4 separate regions of the Homo sapiens genome follow, and regions 2, 3 and 4 are each linked to region 1. Evidence: chromatin loops called from intact Hi-C (ENCODE). Cell type or tissue: PC-3. All regions are shown on one strand.

The links. A loop is a pair of places that touch in the nucleus more often than their neighbours do. Peaks named below come from ENCODE experiments on the same cell type or tissue, not always from the same donor. Only the 100,000 strongest peaks of a DNase experiment are listed, where the experiment ranks them.
Region 2: it touches region 1 in a loop (5-fold over the local background); 2 of 110 quality-filtered maps call a loop at or near these places.
Region 3: it touches region 1 in a loop (9-fold over the local background); 3 of 110 quality-filtered maps call a loop at or near these places.
Region 4: a loop joins it to region 1, with 4 times the contacts of the local background. A loop is called at or near these places in 3 of 110 quality-filtered maps.

Annotation. Positions count from the first base shown.
Region 1 is chr2:160,663,843-160,668,842 of GRCh38, reverse strand. No RefSeq gene overlaps it. Among named protein-coding and RNA genes, the nearest start is that of RBMS1, 170 kb to the right of the region's middle. In PC-3, no CTCF peak of the experiment used is centred here; a DNase peak (open chromatin) is centred at 2,292; H3K4me3 peaks cover 1,257 bases; H3K27ac peaks cover 2,326 bases.
Region 2 is chr2:160,588,405-160,593,404 of GRCh38, reverse strand. All of the region lies in intron 2 of LOC105373718 (a long non-coding RNA gene), which reads left to right. Among named protein-coding and RNA genes, the nearest start is that of RBMS1, 97 kb to the right of the region's middle. In PC-3, no CTCF peak of the experiment used is centred here; no DNase peak of the experiment used is centred here.
Region 3 is chr2:160,748,246-160,753,245 of GRCh38, reverse strand. No RefSeq gene overlaps it. Among named protein-coding and RNA genes, the nearest start is that of RBMS1, 260 kb to the right of the region's middle. In PC-3, no CTCF peak of the experiment used is centred here; DNase peaks (open chromatin) are centred at 25, 585, 2,045, 2,545 and 1 weaker place; H3K4me3 peaks cover 2,600 bases; H3K27ac peaks cover 3,986 bases.
Region 4 is chr2:160,610,706-160,615,705 of GRCh38, reverse strand. The region is part of intron 2 of LOC105373718 (a long non-coding RNA gene); the gene reads left to right. Among named protein-coding and RNA genes, the nearest start is that of RBMS1, 120 kb to the right of the region's middle. In PC-3, no CTCF peak of the experiment used is centred here; a DNase peak (open chromatin) is centred at 2,055; H3K27ac peaks cover 1,306 bases.

The DNA of each region.
Region 1 (5,000 bases):
ATAATTCATTCACATTTTATATTTCAAGTTTGAAATACATACAAACTATCTGATTCTCATACAGTTATATTTCTAGATGTGATTTCATTGATGTTTATGGTAGAGGATTACAATTTACAAAACTATAAAACCTGCTTTATTTGCCCTGTGTGGCAAATAGTTCAGCTTTCTCATTTTACATTGCTGAACGAGTTGAAAATATTTTGCAATTACTTCGGTTATTAATTTCAAAAAAAAATTCTATCAGTATTTCTATGAGGGATTTGTAATTGTAATTTCAGAAGCCACACGCCCAACGGATGGACTGTTTTTTTTTAAAGATACCCAAAAGCAGGGTTGAAGTTTGAAAACAAAGAGAAAAATCATAGTTAAAAAAATAGTATATAGTTTTTTATTAAAATGAAAAAAAATCATGTAAGAAACTATAACGAGGTCAGGCGCGGTGGCTCATGCTTGTAATCCCAGCACTTTGGGAGGCAGGCGGATCATGAGGTCAATAGATCGAGACCATCATGGCCAACATGGTGAAACCCCATCTCTACTAAAAATACAAAAATTAGCTAGACATGGTGGTGCATGCCTGTAGACCCAGTTACTCAGGAGGCTGAGGCAGGAAAATCATTTAAACCAGGGAGGTGGAGGTTGCAGTAAGCCAAGATCACACCAATGCACTCCAGCCTGGCAATAGAGTGAGACTCCATCTCAAAAAAAAAAAAAAAAAAAAAAGAAGAAGAAGAAATTATAATGAGAACTAATTTTAGAATTTAAATTGTTCCTTAATGCTTTTTGTTTATTTATGTTGAAAAGGAAGGCTACTCATATCAGAGATACCTTCATGATGACAGTGCTTAGTAAGTGATTTGTAGTTACTTTTGCTTTCTGTCTTAATACTTGGGTATCACACACAGAAAAATTAAGAAGAAAAATAAAAAAAGGAATTTCCACTCAACATTTCCCAATTTGAGATTATTTTTCTATTAGGAATAATTTCAGAATTTTGTCAAGCAATTTTCAAATAATAATACTTTTTGTGGTTTATAATACCATAATCCACGTGGTTCAGTCTCAGAGCAGTATTATGGCTAAAAGTATACAGTCCTTGCAAACAAATTTAATTTCAAAATAAATGAAGCCCTTTTCTTGTATGTACTGAACACTATGATGAAGACACATGAGTTTCAGCAATTCTTAAAATCCTCTTTTTTCTCCCCTCCACCCAACACTATCATATATAATGTCTGTTCCTGGACCTTTCTCAAATCTCCAAAAAATCTCCTCTACCTTCAACCTACATGACTTTTTCTATTATTTTTCCACTTACTTTTCTTCTTCTAGCCCCTCATTATACAAATTGACATTATATATAAATGGGAAATAAAATGTATATTGACACTAAATCATTCTCCCTCATCCTCCTACTATTCCAATGAATCTCTCTGCCTGTTATTCTATTCTTTCTCTTCAAAGTCAGGAGAAATGGAAAGACACTTTTTGAAAGAGAAAAAACAATGACTGAACAAACCTGAAATTCTCTTTTGCAGACAGGTGGTAAGTATGAGAGAGAAACTAAAAATCTTCATACACCCATAATTTTTAGTTCGTTGCATTCTAATGGCTACAAAATTTACTGCCCTTTCAATGAAAGTATAAAGCTGTTCACAGAGAGTATCTAAACTTAAAATCCTGAAACCATCATTCCATTCAGACCATAATTTTTAAATAACATCAGCAGCAAGAGCTTAATAAATTGAAGGTTCTCCTCACTTCCTTTTAAGTACCTCAGAGAATTTAAAACCTAGAAGAGAGAGTTAGTTCAACTGTTTTTGCTCTACACATTTTTGCTTTGGAGAGTTGTAGTGGTTTGGGTTAAAATTTTGACCCTAAGCACTGTGATATTCCCTCCCACGATGTGAGTCCCAAGAAACATCTGGAGTCTTCTGCAATGGGTCTCTGAATTTTCATTTCCCTACGTGGTACATATACAGGTTGCACATTATGATTTAATCAGCTGTCTAGAAAAATAGGCTCTTAGAATTCTAACACACTGGAACCAGTTGTGGTGTTTTTAAAGTAACAGCAGGACCACACTTACATCCTAAGACAGCACTCAGTCAAGAGTTCTTTATATCTCTTTTACAGTTCCTCTCTTCATACAAAGTAAACTTTTCTTCCTTTGGTCAAAAGGACATAGGACGAGCTATCTAAATGAAAGCACAGTTCTCTTGTGTCTGATGAATCACTAAGTGACTTGGTTCAACATTAGGTCACTGTGGAACACAGACTGTAACAGAAACACATAAAAGCTCTGACAGGGGAGGGGAGAGATGCTATTCTGGAATATCGTTGCCAGAGTAACATAAACCTTGTGTGTTTTCACAAGGAAATGAGTCACTTGTTTCTGTTGGCTAAAACTCTGTTTTCTTTAATTTCATATTTTAGCTGTCTAATATATGCTGAAAGAGCCCAGGGTTTCCAGTCTTCAGACGGAGATAACTTGCTAATTAAAAGCTCAACAGAGGGTTTTGCATGGTAATTAAACAGAACTGGATAAAAGAAACACTCAAGCAAACAGGAGCACATAGCAAATGCAAGGGTGAGAGCACTCAAACCACAATCAGTCCTCTAAGAGGGCCTGGGGAGGGGGAGCAATACCCATTGAGATAATTCAGAAGACAACAACAACTACAAATAACATTCACTGGACCCAATTTGCTAAGAAAAAAGTATAATATACTCAGACAAACTCAGGATATTTTGCCTGGAATTATTGAGTTATTTTCACGTTTTCCTTTTTTTTTTAAGATTTACCATTAGAAAGACTTACAGCAGGGGCTACACACACAGAAGCCGTCTGAGCTTGGCTGGTGACAAACTAGTGATGCAGGCTGACTATGGGACAACAGGGAGTGATGGGGACTATGGCATTCAGTCAAAAAGTTTAAAATGCTGTGCTTTGCATAATGTATTTAATATTTTACCTGTGAGCCAGATTCATCCTATAGGGTACTAGATCGGGACCTCTGTTCTTGAGTGGCAAGAAACACATGCTTCTTCATTTTTATTTGAAGACTGGCTTTCTTTTAAATATATCCACTGATAAAAATGTCAATATTCATTCAAACTTTTAAAATTATTATTGATATAGATGTCTATATTAAGAATCCTGATACTTAATATATACATACATACATATATATGTGTATATGTGTGTGTGTGTGTGTGTGTGTGTGTGTGTGTAGTTCTCCTCCAGTTTCTTTGCTTTTACGTCCCAAAACATATGGCCATTTGGTACTACTCTGCCTATATTTTTTCTCCCTGTTCTTCTTGATACCTCTTTAAGCAAATAGTCATTACCATCTACCTCTAATGGGTTACAGCCTCTTCTCCCACACCCCAGAAACCTATTCTCAACTGCCCACTTTACCGGAACTGTTGACCTCTTAATCGCCCGCCCTAGTGGACTTTCCAGCCCTGATTCCCTTAGGCCTCCCTAACTCTGTTAGTCCTTACTGGGGACACTCCTTGTTTGTAATACTCTTCTTCATCAGTTTCCCCCTTAACCAAACTATGTTAATTCTCTTTATCCTTCAGTCCTCTGTTGACTTCCATATTTAAATTATCCAAGTCTGACCTCTCTCCCTAATTACCTTCTGAATATTTTTACTGATATCCAATATTCCACTCCAACATAATATTTTAAAAATCACACTCCCCATTTTCCTCCTCTAAACCAGCATCTCTTCCTGACTTCTTTATCTCTGTCAATGGTACAATCATTCTCTCCACAAGACAGTCTCAAACCAAGAAGCTGTCTTTGATTCTTCCCTTTCCTTTCTTTCTCCTACACACAGGATTAGTCGCCAAGCTTGTTGGCTCTTGTAAAGTAATCTATTCTATATCCAAGCCTTCTTTTCTGATCTCATAGCCACACCCTTGACCAGAACCTTGGTTATTATCACTTAATGCCTAATGTATTCCAACACTTCCCTAATCAGTCTCTGCCTGCAATCTCTCAGTGCTGCAACCCATCCTGCTCACTGCAGCCAGATATGCTGTATTTTAAACTCCGCTGTCATGGCTGACCCCTGCTCAAAGCTTCCAGTGACATCCTGTGCCTGTAAGTGCAGACATGGCAGTGTAGTGTTCAGGTTCTCCAGGAGGGTACCTCCTCTTACATTCTTATTTTCCTCATCTCCCACCTGAAGTCCTTCTCTTTCTGCACTGTTTCACTCCTTGTCCTTGAGCCTTCCCACCACCCAAATGATGCCCCCCCCTTCTAGAAAAAATGACCCTTCCCATTTTACCCCTACCCACTTTCGTGGCTCACCTCACTGACCACCTCCTCCCAGAAGCCTTTCCTGATCATATAGGCACTTTCTGCCATATTTCAGCTTGTGTTTATCAAAGACTTCATGAGTTTGGGTCTTGTGCTCTTCAAGAATTCTTAGCCCTCTAAACAGAAGAAGTCTTGTTCATGTATACTGTAGTCACAATGATATAGTTGCAATAGCTTTTCTATAATTATTTCTTGAATAAAGATGGTAATTATCTTAATACTGGCATCTATAGCTACTAAGTTGTACAGAGTGGAATATACATCTTAATGAGTGTGTTTTCAAGATTTTCATAACTTTTTACAGACATTTGTTCATCTTTCATGCATGTCTGAAAGATTTAAGAACATTAATTAAATGTCTAATCAATTTGTATCATAATTAACTTCTATCCAAATCCTTATTTAGCATCCATGTTCTTTCTTTTCTCCTTAGAAACATTTTCTTCTTCTCAGAGATATTTCTTCCTGCAATTGTATTTGTATCATATATACTTTATCAATTCTCATTTTTTAAAACCTGTTATTCAGTTTTTAGAATTTTAACTCATAATGTAGAATGTATATAGTCTCCCATTTTTCAATTGACTAGGATAGTCTCCAATAATAGAATTGCTGGGTCTAAGAGTATATGATTTTGTAATTTTGACAGATACTATCAAATAGC
Region 2 (5,000 bases), 75 kb after region 1:
GTTGCAGGAATTTCACATCTCAATTTCAAAACTTGTAAGATAGTGTGGTATTTGCAAGAGGACAAGTAGGTAAATGGAATAGAATTGAGACTCCAAAAATAATTCATACATCAATGACCAACTGAGTTTTGACTAGAGTTCCAGACAAATCTTTTCAACAAATGGTGGTGGGAAAACTGGAAATCTACATGCAAAAAATAAATAAATAAATAAATAAATAAATAATGAATTTGGAGCCTTACCTCACTCCATAAAAATTAACAAAAAATGGATCAAAACCATAAAAGCTTTAGAAGAAAAACAGGAGGTATATTGGATTAGATTAAGCAATGGTTCCTTTAAGATGACACCAAAAGCATAAACAACAAAAGAAAAAATAGGTAATCTGGACTTCATCAAAATTAAAAACTTTTGTGCTTCAAAGAACACCATAAAATAAGTGAAAAGGCAACCCATAGTATGGGAGCAAATAATTGCAAGTCATATATATAACAGATTTGTATCTAGAATGTATATTTATAAACTTTTACAACTCAAACATAAAAAGAAAATAACCAAGTTGAAAACTGGGCAGACTATATGAATAGATGTTTCTGCAAAGAAGATATACAACCAATACACATATAAAAAGATGTTCAACATCATTAGCCATCAAGGAAATGTAAATCTAACCCATAATGAGATACCATTTAATACCCACTACGATGAATACAATAAAAAGACAAAAACAATGTTGACTAAGATGTGAAGAAATTGAAACTCTCAAACATTGCTGATGGGAATGTAAAATGTTGCAAACTTTGAAAACAGCCTGGCAATTCTTCAAAATGTTAAACACAGATTTACTGTATGATTCAGCATTTCCACTGCTAGATACACAAATCATTTATTCACACAAAAAACTTGAGAAATGAAAAATAAAAATTTATGCCTGCACAAAATCTTGTACATGAATGTTCATTGCAGCAATAATCACAGTAGCCAAAAAGCAGAAAAAAACACCATGTTCATTAGCTGATGATGGATAAATATGGTATATCCATGTAATGGAATATTATTCAGCAATAAAAAGAAATGACATACTGATACCTGATTCAAAATGGATGAATCCTGAAAGTATCATGCTAAGTGAAAAACAGCCAGTTACAAAAGACCACATATTGTATCATTCTGTTTATATGACATGTCCACAATAGGCAAATCTATAGAGACAGAAAGTAGATTAGTGGTTGCCTAGAGCTAAGGGTGATGGTTGGGGACAAATAAGAGTAACTGCTAATGGGTGTAAGATTTTTTTTTTTGAGATAATAAAAATGGTCTAAGATTGTGGTAATGGTTGTGCAAGTCCATGAATATACCAAAAAATATTGAATTACACGATTTAAGTGGATTAATTATAATGTCATGTGAATTATATTTCAATAAAGCTATAACTAAAAAGAGAGAACGAGAGAATTAGGACATTGAGAAGAATAGTTCTTTCAACGAGTTTGCTCTAATTGGGACAGAGAAATGGGACAGCAGCCTGAGAGAAATGTGGGGTCAAGGAATGACTAGTTTCTAAATGAAAGATATTACATATGTTCGTATTTTAGTTAATGTTCTAAAGGATGATGATGAAAGAGAGAGAAAGCACACTTGCAATTAGGCAGGAAGTGATGAGAGCTATTGCAAAGTAGAGGAGGTAGCCTTAAGTCAAACCCCATAACTTGCAGTTCAACTCATCCATTGCAGTAGGGCTGGCAGAAAGTACAGTTACAGATGCAGAAATGTTGGCAGATTTGTGCTGTAGGCATGAGAAATTCTTTGTGAAAAGGGAAAGGGGGGAGTTGATGTTTTGAAGAGACGAAAGTATAGAATAGTCATTTAGAAGAATAAGAGAGTCGTAAAGTGAATAAAGTGCAGAAATATACTATTACTGTCAGGTAGCATTCAGAGCCTAACAGTTTGTGCTTACATGTTTAAAGTGAGACCACTCAGCACAGCTGAATATATTTATCTTTCAGAGGCTTAGGGGTGTGCCAAGAGTAGGAAGGAAGGTTGAATTTTACAAAGGTGTAATCGGTGAATACTTGGTGGGCTGGGTAACAAACAGTAAAAAGTTAAGCCAGTGGATTAGAGGTCCTGGAATGGTGAGAGATTTGTCAAAGGGAAGATACTGGAGGGAAGGAGAGGGAGGAAAATAGGAAGGACCCAGGGAGGAAGGAGGAAAAGAAGGAAAGAAGACAGTGTTAAAAGAAAAACTTCAGCTGAATTAAATTTAAAGGAGTTTAATTGAACAATGAACGATTTGCAAATCAGGCAGCACCCAGAATCACAGATTCAGAGAAACTCCAGTGCAGTCATGGGGTGGAAGAAGATTTACAAACAAAAAAAGGAAAGTGACATACAGAAATCAGAAGTGAGGTACAGAAACAACTGGATTGGTTATAGTTCAGCATTTGCCTTACTTGAACACAGTTTGAACACTTGACAGTATATGAGTGGTTGACATATGGCTGCTGGGATTGGTCAGGACCCAGCCACTATTATAGGCACACACTTCCAAGTTAGGTTCTCAATCTTGTCTACCTATTAACTTATGTTGTAATTCGTCCACAAAGGACTCAAATAGAGAAGTACAGAGTCCTTATCAGGCCATATTTAGTTTGCTTTAATGGAAAGGAGGGGAAGGGGAAGGGAGGAGGGGAAGGGGAAGGGAGGAGGGGAAGGGGAAGGGAGGAGGGGAAGGGAGGAGGGGAAGGGGGAGGGGGAGGAGAAGGGGGAGGAGAAGGGGGAGGAGAAGGGGGAGGAGAAGGGGAAGGGGGAGGGAGAGGAGAAGGGGAAGGGGGAAGAGGAAGGGGGAGGGGGAGGAGAAGGAGAAGAGGAGGGGAAGGAGAAGGGGGAGGGGAGGGGGGAGGGGGAGGGGAGGGTGAAGGGGGAGGAGGGGAGGGGGAAGGGGGAGGAGGGGTGCTAAATTCTTCAGAGAATGAAGGACAGTGACCTAAAATCAATAGTTATCTGAACCAGGAAGATTAGTGTGTGCTTTAAAGACACTTTAAGGGAGGTGAGACACTTTGCAAAGAATTATTTTAGGAATTTTAGAAAGAAATTTTATTAAAATTTTATTGGTTTGCAAATGACAAAGAGGAACTAAGAGGATGACTTGCCCACCTCCAGTTCCTAAATGAGAAAACAGGTGCAAGAAACACAAAGACCTCAAGGACAGCCAGGTTTCAGTCACAGGAGTATTTCCTAACTTGTTCTTTATTATTACCCCCCCTAAGGAGCCTTTTTAGGTATTACCCGATTGTCCCCTGTGAAATTGTGAAAGATCTATGTTTTGTATGTAAAGAGTATGATTTTTTCACTGCCCCTGCCCAACAAGAACTAATTTTTGCCCACATTGAGAATTCATATATTAAAGCAAGAACGTAAAGGGAGTAGTCAGAGAAGAGGTTGAAAATAAATGAAGCCCGTTACTGGAAATACACGGATACAGGCCCATTCACTCATATCACTAAATTTCTTACTTAATCTATGTTCAATTAGTTAACCAAAGAAACTTTAGGGCCGGGCGTGGTGGCTCGCGCCTGTAATCCCAGCACTTTGGGAGGCTGAGGTGGGCAGATCGCAATGTCAGGAGATCGAGACCATCCTGGCTAACATGGTGAAACCCTGTCTCTACTAAAAATACAAAATTAAAAAATGAGCCAGGTGTGGTGGCGGGCACCTGTAGTCCCAGCTACTGGGGAGGCTGAGGCAACAGAATGGCATGAACCCGGGAGGCAGAGCTTGCAGTGAGCCGAGATCACGCCACTGCACTCCAGCGTGGGCAACAGAGCGAGACTCCATCTCAACAAAAAAAAAAAAAGAAAGAAAAAGAAAAGAAAGAAACTTTAAAAAGAGAGGGGAAAAAAATGAACAGGTGGAAGTAAACATTGAAATTATGAGCCTCCATTTGCAGCCAATGTCTGGTTCTCCATGATGGGGGAGGTTATGATACAATAGATGCTATCTTCATACATCTCAGTATTTTTGCATCCCAGGTACAACTGTTGGATATCCTTAAAAATGTTTTTATTCATGAGAAGAAAACACTAGTCATTTAATACCATCTATATTTGAAAAGCATACCAAAGATAGTTCTGTGCTTTAACCAAAATGACATGACATACATTTTGGGGGGTAAGACCTCAAAAGCACAGATGACAAAAGCAAAAATATACAAATAGGATTATATCGAGCTAAAAAAACTGCTGCACAACAAAGGATACAGTCAACCCAGCGAAGAGACAGCCTACAGAATACAAGAAAATATTTGCAAACTATCCATATGACAAGGGATTAATAATTAGGATACATAAGGAACTCAAACAACTCAATAGCAAGAAAACAAATGACCTGATTTTTAAATGGTCAAAAGACCTGAATATACATTTTTCAAAGACCCACAAATGGCCAACATTTGAAAAACTGCTCAATATCACTAATCACCAGGGGAATGCAAATCAAATTAATGAGATATCATCTCATTCCAGCTAAAGTGGCTAATATCAAAGACAAAAAATAAGAATGTGGAGAGCAGGAAATGCTAGTAAACTTCTGGTGGTAATGTAAATTCGTGCAGCCACTATGGAAACCAGTATGGAGTTTCCTCAACCAACTAAAAATAGACCTACATATGACCCAGCAATCTGCTTGGTATATATCCAAAAGAAAGAAAATTGGTTTATTGAAGAGATATCTGCATGCCTGTTTTTTGTATCATAGTTCACAATAACCAAGACATGAAATCAACCTAAGTGTCAATCAATGGATGAATGGTTAAAGAAAATGTGGTGTGCATACACAATGAAATATTATTTAACCATAAAAGAGAATGTAATCCTGTCACTTGCAGCAACATGGACGGAACTGGAGGTCATTATGTTAAGTGAAATAAGCCAGGTACAGGAAAACAAATATCATATATTCTGACTCATATGTGGAAGCTAAAATAGTGGATCTCATGGAGGTAG
Region 3 (5,000 bases), 84 kb before region 1:
TCAAATCAGTCATCGGATTTTGCAATGTGACCCAATTAATCTTGTGTGTATTACACTTTCCCATAATCCCCACTTTCAGCCAAAGTTACACTAATTTTATATTGGCTTAGAAAGCAGGAGAAAAAAGTATTTGTCTAGGCTTGTATTTTTTTAAATTCTCTTTCCATACATATTTTAGTTCCTAAGAGCTGGAAATACTGGCTCTTCATATATTTAAGATGCCTGAAAATTATATTTTTATGCTATTTAATACATATTGTGATGTTTGAAGAGAATGATTCATCACTTAGTCATGACCAAAAAGAGAACTGGAGTTTTCACCTCAGTGTTTGCTTAAACCTCAGGAAATCTTTTTTTCTTTCAATTGGAGAAACCCAGATTTTATTTTTTACTAAAGACTGGAGATTTTACTGATTTAATCACTTGTCAATAAAAATAATAATAGCTCCTTTGAAGACACAAATTATTACTTGCCCCAGATATGGCAAGGAAAATTACCATCACTTTACTCCTTCCAGTCTCTCTGTCACCAGATTCTACCTCCCCTCTCTGATCTTATCACATTCTTTGGACTTGCTCTTTTCAACCACAGCCTACCCTGCCCCCATCCCTCACCCATCTCCTACATATCCTTGTAGTGAATGCCTGTTTAGTGCCTTTTTTACAGCTTTCCGATGCTTAGTTCCAACCTCACCATTATCTAGTGGTCATTCACAAACGGGTATTAATTAATTAGTTAATCTTTATTAAATATCTATAACCTAAAATGACCTTGCCCCTCTCTAAATTTCTACAGTTTTCAGTTTAAAAAACAAGAGCCCTAGATTATTTTCCATTTGTTACATGAAAATAAAACATTATTTCTTCTGCAAACTCTTTCAAGGTAGGAACAATGTTGCATGTTTTTAAAAAAATAGCATTGAAAAGACTCAAACAAGAAAGAGAAAAAATAAAAGCCGCAAAGGGCATCCCAGACAATGTGACGAAGAACCCGGTACCTGCTTTAATACTTACTGGTTTGCTGTTTTATGTATCACATATATATTTGCTATTTGAAGATAAAACTACTTGTTAAATGTCGTACTTTTAAAAAATCATTTTACATTAGGGAGACATACATTGAAATCCGTTATATAAATTTGTTAGGGTGGAATAAGCCTTCTTTAAACACAAATCAAGTGCAGAAAGAAACAAAAAGCAAACAATGCAGTGCCACTCGGATTCTAAGTCCATTAACATAGTAATTTATAGTTGGATTTATCTTCTAAGGGCTTGTGGAATTGAGCCTGAAAACAGGCAAGTGTGCATAATTGTTCTTTTTCAAGCCAGAAACTATTTTTCTTTCTCTTTGAAGGTTAAAGTCAGATTTGTAACTTACAACTTAAGCCTCTTTACTATTTTTCCTATTTTCCATGGAATGATTCACCAGTGTTTCACACCGAAGGAAAAGGGTTGGAGAGAGACTCGACTTTTTGTTTTATCCATCAGATTTTCTGAGGTGTTCAAATGGGTAATTTCCAAAGAACAACACTGACAGTCCCTAAAGCCAGTAATAAATTAAATTGTAAAATTATGTTTGTTTGTAGAAAGCTTATAGATTCTTACAAAGCCCTCACCTTGTACGTCAAGCCACCTCCGTCCCATTTTGCCCTCTATTTCTTTTCCTTCACCCCTGCATAGAGCTCTTGGCTCAGTTTTGATCTGTAACTGCCTTACATTGGAATAGCCTTTCAACACACATTGGCTGTGCTGTCCAAATAATGGGCTTTCCAACTTTTTGGGTTTTTTTTTAACAAAATGTCCAGAAACTCTGTTTTGCCTTTTGGGCAGGATGTCAGGGAAGGCAGGTGGTTGAAAGGAAGCCTGGAGATGAAAGAGATAATAAAAAATGTGCTCACATTCTGGTACATACTCCTACCTTCCCAGGACAAAGACAAGTTTGGGAGTTTTCTTTAAAGAAGACTGGTAATACGCTAATGGTGCAGCAAGTCTGTCCCCAAAGAGTGGAAGTGAATGAGACCTGGGTATTTTCCATGGAATGATTCACCAGTGGTTCACACCGAAGGAAAAGGGTTGGAGAGAGACTCATGACCATAATTCATACTGAGGTCTCTTTGAAGACAAGAAACCTATTTTTTCATCTTTGACTCTCCAATAACTTATAAATATTTGTTGTATAAATATTTGTTTAATGATGATTGAATGAGTTTTTATTCTGAGCTTTGCTAAATAGCACCAATACTAAATTCTATGTGTGTTCAAGTGACTATATTAGAAGAGCTGTGCATATTTTGTGTGTTTGTGTGTGTGTGTTTGTACTGACATAGAAGTGGCATGAGTGGGGAAATAAATATGAATAGGTAGGCTTTGCAACTGAAGTAATTTCAACCAGAGAGCACAGAAAGTGATTATCATTGATTATTAATGGATGTGCCTATCAAAAGACGGAAAGGTGCATTTATTTATTCAGTCATTCAGTAAGAATTCAGTGGGAAGTTACTGTGTGCTTTAGCCCTGAAGCAGGTGTTGTGAATGATACAAATATAAGTCAGATGTCCCCACAGGTGATTTTTCTGGCTGTGCCACACCCAGCATTATAAAGGACAGGGCATCTCTGACCATCAGCAAATAGAATCCACTCCCACTGAGCTCCTTACTGGGCAATGCTGATTTTATTGAAGATTCCATCAGGGAGGCAGAGAAAAAGTTTATATTGCATCTACCATAGCCCTCAACATCTCGTATACCTTGTTTAACATAATTCTTCTCCTTAGTCCTTGTACCTCCCCTAGGCTTCTCTTTCCATCATTCTGGTACACAGCTCTGTGCCACTCATCTCCTCTCTCCATGGCTTTTCTGGAGCAAATGTGTATATATCGTACAGATGCCACCAGGGCTCTGTTCCTACATCCTCAGACCTTACCATTATGTGCATGTAGACCCAGCTCCTGATCCCAGCTCTCATCTCTTTGCCTAAGATAGATAGGTAGGTAGGTAGATAGATAGACAGACAGACAGACAGACAGACAGACAGTTATTCCCATGGAAGAGCAGCTCCATCTGTTTTTTGTAGTCCTCGGTGTAATCAACCTACTAGCCTGAAAGGCAGGATTCTTACACACTTCTCTCCATACCTATTTTAACCTAGGTTCCCCTAGAAGCAGATCCTGATTTTGAAGGATTCAGTGCGAATAGTTTATTTGGAAGGTGAACCTAGAACTCATAGAAGAGACAGGGAAGGGTGGGGAGTGAAGAAAGTATGCAATATCAAGTTGCCCCTTTAGGTGACTGGAGTGGAATCTTGCTAGGCTTTCTGGTAGTCGGTGTAGAACACACGTTAGAATTATTTTACCAATGGTTGAGCACTTGGTTGAGGCACTTACTGGTTGAGGGCTGCTCCTTGGTGGTGGGTGTCAATCTCCTGGTATTTCTGGCCTGCCATGTGCACAGGCAGAGTGGGATCTGGCAGAGCAGGCACTGGCTGTCAAAGAAAGCCCTTAGACTTTCTCTTCTTTCAGAGAAAGAAGAGAGAGGAAGCCTGTGCCAGGCTGACAGCCAGGGAAGGCTCACAGTCTCCAGAGGGCAGGGTACCTTGCGGGGACAGTATACTGTTTGGCCTAGCAGTGAGGTGGGTGTGGCCTGAGTCCTCCCTAAGATGGGATCAGTATAAATTTGCCAAGGAGCCCTTGTGACAGAGGAAGGGCTGTTCTCTATCATTATCATCCCCCCTTCAGTCTTGACCACCAGGATTGTAGAATTGACACATCTTCACTTCTTGACTTCCTGCTATCACCTGGGAGTGGATACATTGTTTTCTTTGGCATTATTAATAGAGATAATAGTAGCCAAGAACAGTTATTGAGCATTTATTATAGGCCAGACACTGTGCTAGATGCTTTTCATGCATTCGCTTATTTAATCCTTCCCTAAACTCTGAGAGGTAGATACCATCATTGGCCCTGTATCAATGGAAGATGAGGCAGTAACTTCCCCCCAGATCTTGCAGGTATGAGTGCTGGAGCTGATATTTGAACACAGGTAGCCTGGTGCCAGAGCCTGCACTCATTTACTCTTGCAGAGACTATTCAGTCTAGGCCTTTTGCCTTTCTTCACACTATTTTGAGGTGGTTGAGATTAGGCATATTTGAATGAGGATGGGTCGGAAGGTGTGGTGCACAATGCTCCCATGATCCTCTGGGGGGAATGCAGGACTCAGGGTGGTTCCAAGAGACTTTTAGTCCTGAGACTCCTCACCCTATATTCACTACCTCCGATGTTTTGCCACCATCTTAGAAGAGGAAAAAGAAGTCCCAAATTGTCTCGTGGGAATGGAGATAGAAAAGTGCAGTTTTATAATTTTGCCTTGTGTTAGCAAACTGTAAAAGCATCTTTCTCCTGCTTCTTCCCTGACTCAGGGCCCAACATTTGAAGCCAGAGCCCTGAATGTCATTTCATCTGAGAGCTTCCTGCCATCTCTCCTCCCTAGCCATGCTTAAGATAGGGAAGGATGAAGTGGCTTTCTGTGACTTGTCCTGTTTCAACTCAAGAGCCATGACTTTGAATTGGAGAAACACCATTCTAGGCTTATACCCAGCCTTCTGGCAATATTTTCCTTCTCCTTATGCAGCAACTTCCAGATTGTGCTGTTCCTTGGCACATATCTGATTTTCTTTCATTGGATCTTTCTAAAAGATGGATAATAACACTATTTCTACTCAAACTGATATTTTCACTCTATCCTGGGAAACGTATGATCCCCTTTCACCTCACACGACCCTGGAACTTAGGCTGTACTGATTAAAAAAGCAAACAAACAAAAAAACCTAGAGAGGAGAGGCTCTTCTTTGTATATAAATTAAGCAAGTTATAAATTCTGCCTCAACACAGTTTTGGGGATGTAGGAAGGTTATTCCAAAAAAAAAAGAGAGGTGAAGAATTCTTCAGCAGTTCTCTGATTATACATAGGAGAACTTATTTTCTCTGGATTAAAACAACTCCCA
Region 4 (5,000 bases), 53 kb after region 1:
TTTTTGTTGCTTTAAAATTAATCTCATTGTCTTTGGTTTTCAACAGCTTTTAATGTGATATGACTTGGTTATTTTTCTTTTATTTATCCTGTTTGTGTTTGAGGCACTTCCTAAACCTTTTGGTTCATCAGTTTAGGAAAAAATTTTACTAATTATCTTCTAATGTTGCTTGTGCACTCACCTTTTCTATGTACTCAATTGACATATGTGATATAAAATGTTAACTGTTTTCCATGTATCTCTAATGTTCTTTTCTATACTTTTTTTTTTTTAAGACAAGGTCTCACTCTGTCACCAAGCTGGGATACAGTGGCATCACCACAGCTCACTGCAGCCTCGACCTCCACAGGATCAGATAATCCTCCCACCTCAGCCTTCTTAGTAGCTGGGATTACAGGCACACACTACCATGCCAGGCTAATTTTTGTATTTTTTTTGTGGAGACAGGGTCTCCTTATGTTGCCAAGGCTTGTCTCAAACTTCTGGACTCAAGCAATTCACTCAGCCTCCCAAAGTGCTGAGATTACAGGTATAAGCCACCACACCTGGCCAATTCTTTTTTTCTCTGTGCTGCAATTTATTTTTCTATTGACTTGTCTTCCAGTGCACTAATCATGTCTTCTGCTCAATCTATTCAGCTGTGAAACTCATCTATTGCGTCTTATTTTTTATTTCTAAAATTTCCATTTAATTCTTTTTTAGTAAATTCTAATTCTTTGGTAAAATTTTCCATCTTGATTCCTATTTTCCTTCCCTTTCTCTACTTTCTTTAGCATCCTAATGATAGTTAAGATCCTTGTGTGTTAATGTCAATATCTGAATCAACCATAGGTGTATTTACATTCTCTATTTTTTTCTCTTATTGTTGGTCATATGATCCTATCTCTTGGCATACCTAGTTGTCTAGTTTAGTGAACACTAGACAATATATGTGTGTATACAGGTGTACACACACTCACACACACACAGAACAGAAGCACCATATAATGTTAACTTCATCTAGAAAAAGTTTGTCTTTCCTGTGCTGGAAAGGTTAGAAACTGATCAACCTAATTTGATCAAGGCTGACTGCAATTTTGTATGACTAAGTCTGCCTCTGGTTTACTTCACTCCTGGATAGGTCCTGAACTTTTATCCTTGTGTTTCAGCATGGCAGGACTGCTGAAATCTTTTATGTTTTTTTGTAGGCTTTCTGCTTAGCTTCTTACCCTTCTGAACCACAGCTTTAAATTTTTAGCAAATGCATTGAGCTCTATGTATTGACTATGTGTCCATCTCAGTGTTCTGCCCCATGCTTTCTTAGCCACCCCACTTTCCCTCTCACCACTGCAAAATTCTCTGCTGGTTTTACTGTCCCCCCAGCAGTGGCCTTCCCTCTTGGAGGCAAATTTCAGATTTTCAGCCTCTGCCCCATTCTCCAGGGTAAAATAAACAGATGCAGACTATTGGCTGCAATCTCTGAGGTTGCTCCTTTTTTGAATATTCCTCCTCCCCTCAGCCTTGGTTGCTTCAGTAGCTCTCCAATGCCATGAAATTAATTGTTTTTGTTTCATCTAGCTTTTCTAGTTGTTTTGGGCTAAAGAGTGGTTTGTTGCTACTACTTCAACATAACCAGAAGCAAAAATCCATCATTTTTTTTAATGAGTTCTGGGGAGCCCTTGTTAAGGAACAAAAAAAGGACTGCTGGAACATACATCCTTTGGGGGGTTTCCTGGGTCATGTTTTACCTCAGTGTGTCCAAGAGGCAGTATAGTTGGTTGTAACCATGACTCTTCATTTAAGTGCTGAAAAACATAGGCCAGCCATTGAATTTTTTCTGCTTAAAAAGTGAGGACATTATCTTCCCTTCTTGACAGAACTGTCATGAAAAATAAATATTTATTTAAGAGTTTTGGAAAGGTAAACATGACATGTGTTATGTATACAGTCAGTCCTACAATATCAAATGTTTGTTTCTCTAGCTGTTCATTGGATGAATGTCTTTCTCCCCTAGTTAGATTGTAAGCACTTTAAGAGAGGGCCTGTGTCCTCTACTTCCATCTTATTTCCTGTGGTTTCAAGCTTTGCGTGACTCACAAAATAGTCATCATTTAAGTGTTTTACTTTTAAAAAGCCACCTTACCCCATGTCTGTCCATATTAAAGTATTCTGGAAGGCAAGCTATCAGCCTTGCTATGGTGTGAATGTTTCTGTCCCTTTAAAATTTATGCATGGAAATCTCAAGCCCCAAAGTGATGGTAGTGAGAGGTGAGGTCTTTGGGAAGTGATTAGGACTTGAGGACAGAGACCTTATGATTGGGATTAGCACCCTTATAAAAATGAGACCCAGAAAGCGAGCCCACCACTTCCACCTTGTGAAGACACAACAAGAAGACATCAACTATGAACCAGAAAGCAGGCACTCAACAGACTTCCCAGCCTCTAGAAGGGCAAAAAACAAATTTCTGTTGTTTATAAGCTACCAAGCTTATGATATTGTGTTATAGCAGCCCAAATGGACTAAGAAAAGCCTCATTTGGATTTCTGTCAATCTATGTTGGTAAACAACAGCTTTGGGATTTGTAATGTTACGTGCTGACAAATTTAGAGGACCAATTTTGATAATTAGTTTTTATTTTCTCTTTCATCCTTTAAACTAATAAAGTCTTAGGGTAAAGAAATTTCAACAGCATGAAACAGTAGATGACTTCACTTGCTGATGATGATTAGACCCAACTTCTTTTTTCGGTAATTACTAATATGTGGTAGAAGTGGATCACCTCTCTTAAAGACAGGGTACTTAAAGTGAAATGCTTCTATGTACCCATTCAATCTCCACCTCTCTCCACCAGACCCTTGCTTTCATCTAAAAACAAAAGGAACCAATTACTTATTCCAAGGTAGTCTTGAAAATCATTTAGACATAATTAAAGCTTGCAATATCCTGTAAGCAAGTACCATATTCTAATATTTTCTGCCAAGAACTGAATTTGCTAGGCATGACACATTTATTTCTGGCAGTAGATGTACCAAAACCTACCAACACCAGGGAATTAATAAATACCACAGCCCTCCTATGGAGCAAGTTGCATGAATATTTAATAGGAAATGCATGATGAATTTCTTGCATGATTATGCAGAAAAACATTTGGGAATGATTGCAGCTGTTACATGAACTAGCTCAGTCTCCCCCATCTCTGTCTTTATCAATCTCAATATTGTACTTTAACTTCAGCAGTAAGCTATCTCCAATGATGAGTATTGCAGACACCTGTCAACATTTTAGGACATGTGTGACTCTTTATATATGCTATCTGTGTGTGTGTGCCTTACAACTTTCAGTGGTGCATTTTGAGGGAACTGAGAGAGAAGGTGAAATAAGCTAAAAGGTAATAGCTGTCACTCTTATGGGTGTGTCACATTTTCTCTGACAAGACCTTTACATCTCCACCTAAGCCCTGTGAAAATCTAATCTAATCTAAATTTGATAACGGTGAGATTTTTGCAGATTCTTAGTTGTTTTTAGTATTACAAAGATGTTTTTCTTCCTTCATGTGTATTGTATATCCTTTAACCATCCTCCCCTTCAAAATATGTACCTTTTCAGCAGGTAAAATAGTCCTTTAACATTTTTTAACTTTCTGGCACATTCATAAGGTTGAAAGATCATTGAACAACAAAAATTTTTTTAAATCAAGAATTAGAAACAGAAGATCATTTATCAAATTTGAACAGGGAGGCCAAGTCAACATGTTTTGAAAGCCAGTCGGTTTGGGCCCTCCAGAGCTTCAAAGGGCATCTCTTTAAAATAAAAGCCGCTTTTTTATTCCATTCAAATTTCCCAATTCATAGTCGATCTTCAGCACCCTGTTCCCAGGAAGTGGGGATTCCAGAAAACCCTCAAACCCTGGAACCTCCACAGACAGAACACAATGTTATCAAATCACTGCAGGGAGCTCAAACAGGCCCAGATTTTGACAATAGCTTGTGACCTTCTAATGAATTGCAGGTGACACAATGTCTATGCCCTCTAAAGCAATTGAGTGCTTACTAAATGTCATTAAAGAGTTGGCACTCCTTAAATTATCAAGTGGTAATTATATTATTGGCTTCATAACAAGAAGAAAATCCTTCTAAATTACATATTTGTTCCCCAAGAGTGGTAGTGAGATGAGTGGTACCTACAAAGATGGTGACTTACTTTACTGCTCTCACATGTTGGAATCTATTTTTGGTAAGAGCTCTGGTCAACCTGGACAGAGGCTCTGCAATCACAAAGATAAATGCATCCTCACTGAATCATGTTTCTGTCTGAAGAAAGTGTAGACACAAGAGAGGATGTGGTAAAAATCCAAAAATTTCAAGATGTGCACCCAAGTTAAACAAACAAACAAAAAATCACGAACAACACTAGAAAGCAACTTCTTTTTCCAAAAGTTAAAATGTCACAGTGAGGCAAGACAGTTTCTATCCTGGCTTCCCTATTTCCCACTGGAATCTGAATGTCTAATATGTGTGCATCCTTTGACAAGCTCACCAGAAAAGGCCATATGAAGGTTTCCCACTATTGAGGACATCCAGTGCTGCACTGCAAAACCCTTGCAAACATGTTACACACAGAACATCCCCTTGTCAGCAAAAGTGAATACTCATCCTTACCCATCACAGAACCTTAATCAGCAGCATAGTGCCTCAGTGATATAACTTAAGGTGAAATAGACTCACATCACCCCCACCTTCCATCTTGCCAAAGTCTAAAATTAACAACCAGTTCTTGTGCAAAAAATCAAAAAGGAAAACTCATCGTGTGCTAGAATTAACCTAAATGCTTTATTTACGGGGGTCTATCTTTGGTACTTTTAGAATATTTATATGCAGGCAGAAATATGTAGATTCAAGGAGAAGAAAGCCAAAGGGCCTTTGCTGTGCTGCACAGATACAGTTGAAATGAATTGCAATCTGACCATTAGATTATTTCTATTGTTAAAACATAAACTTTAGTTTGTGATGATGACTTAGTA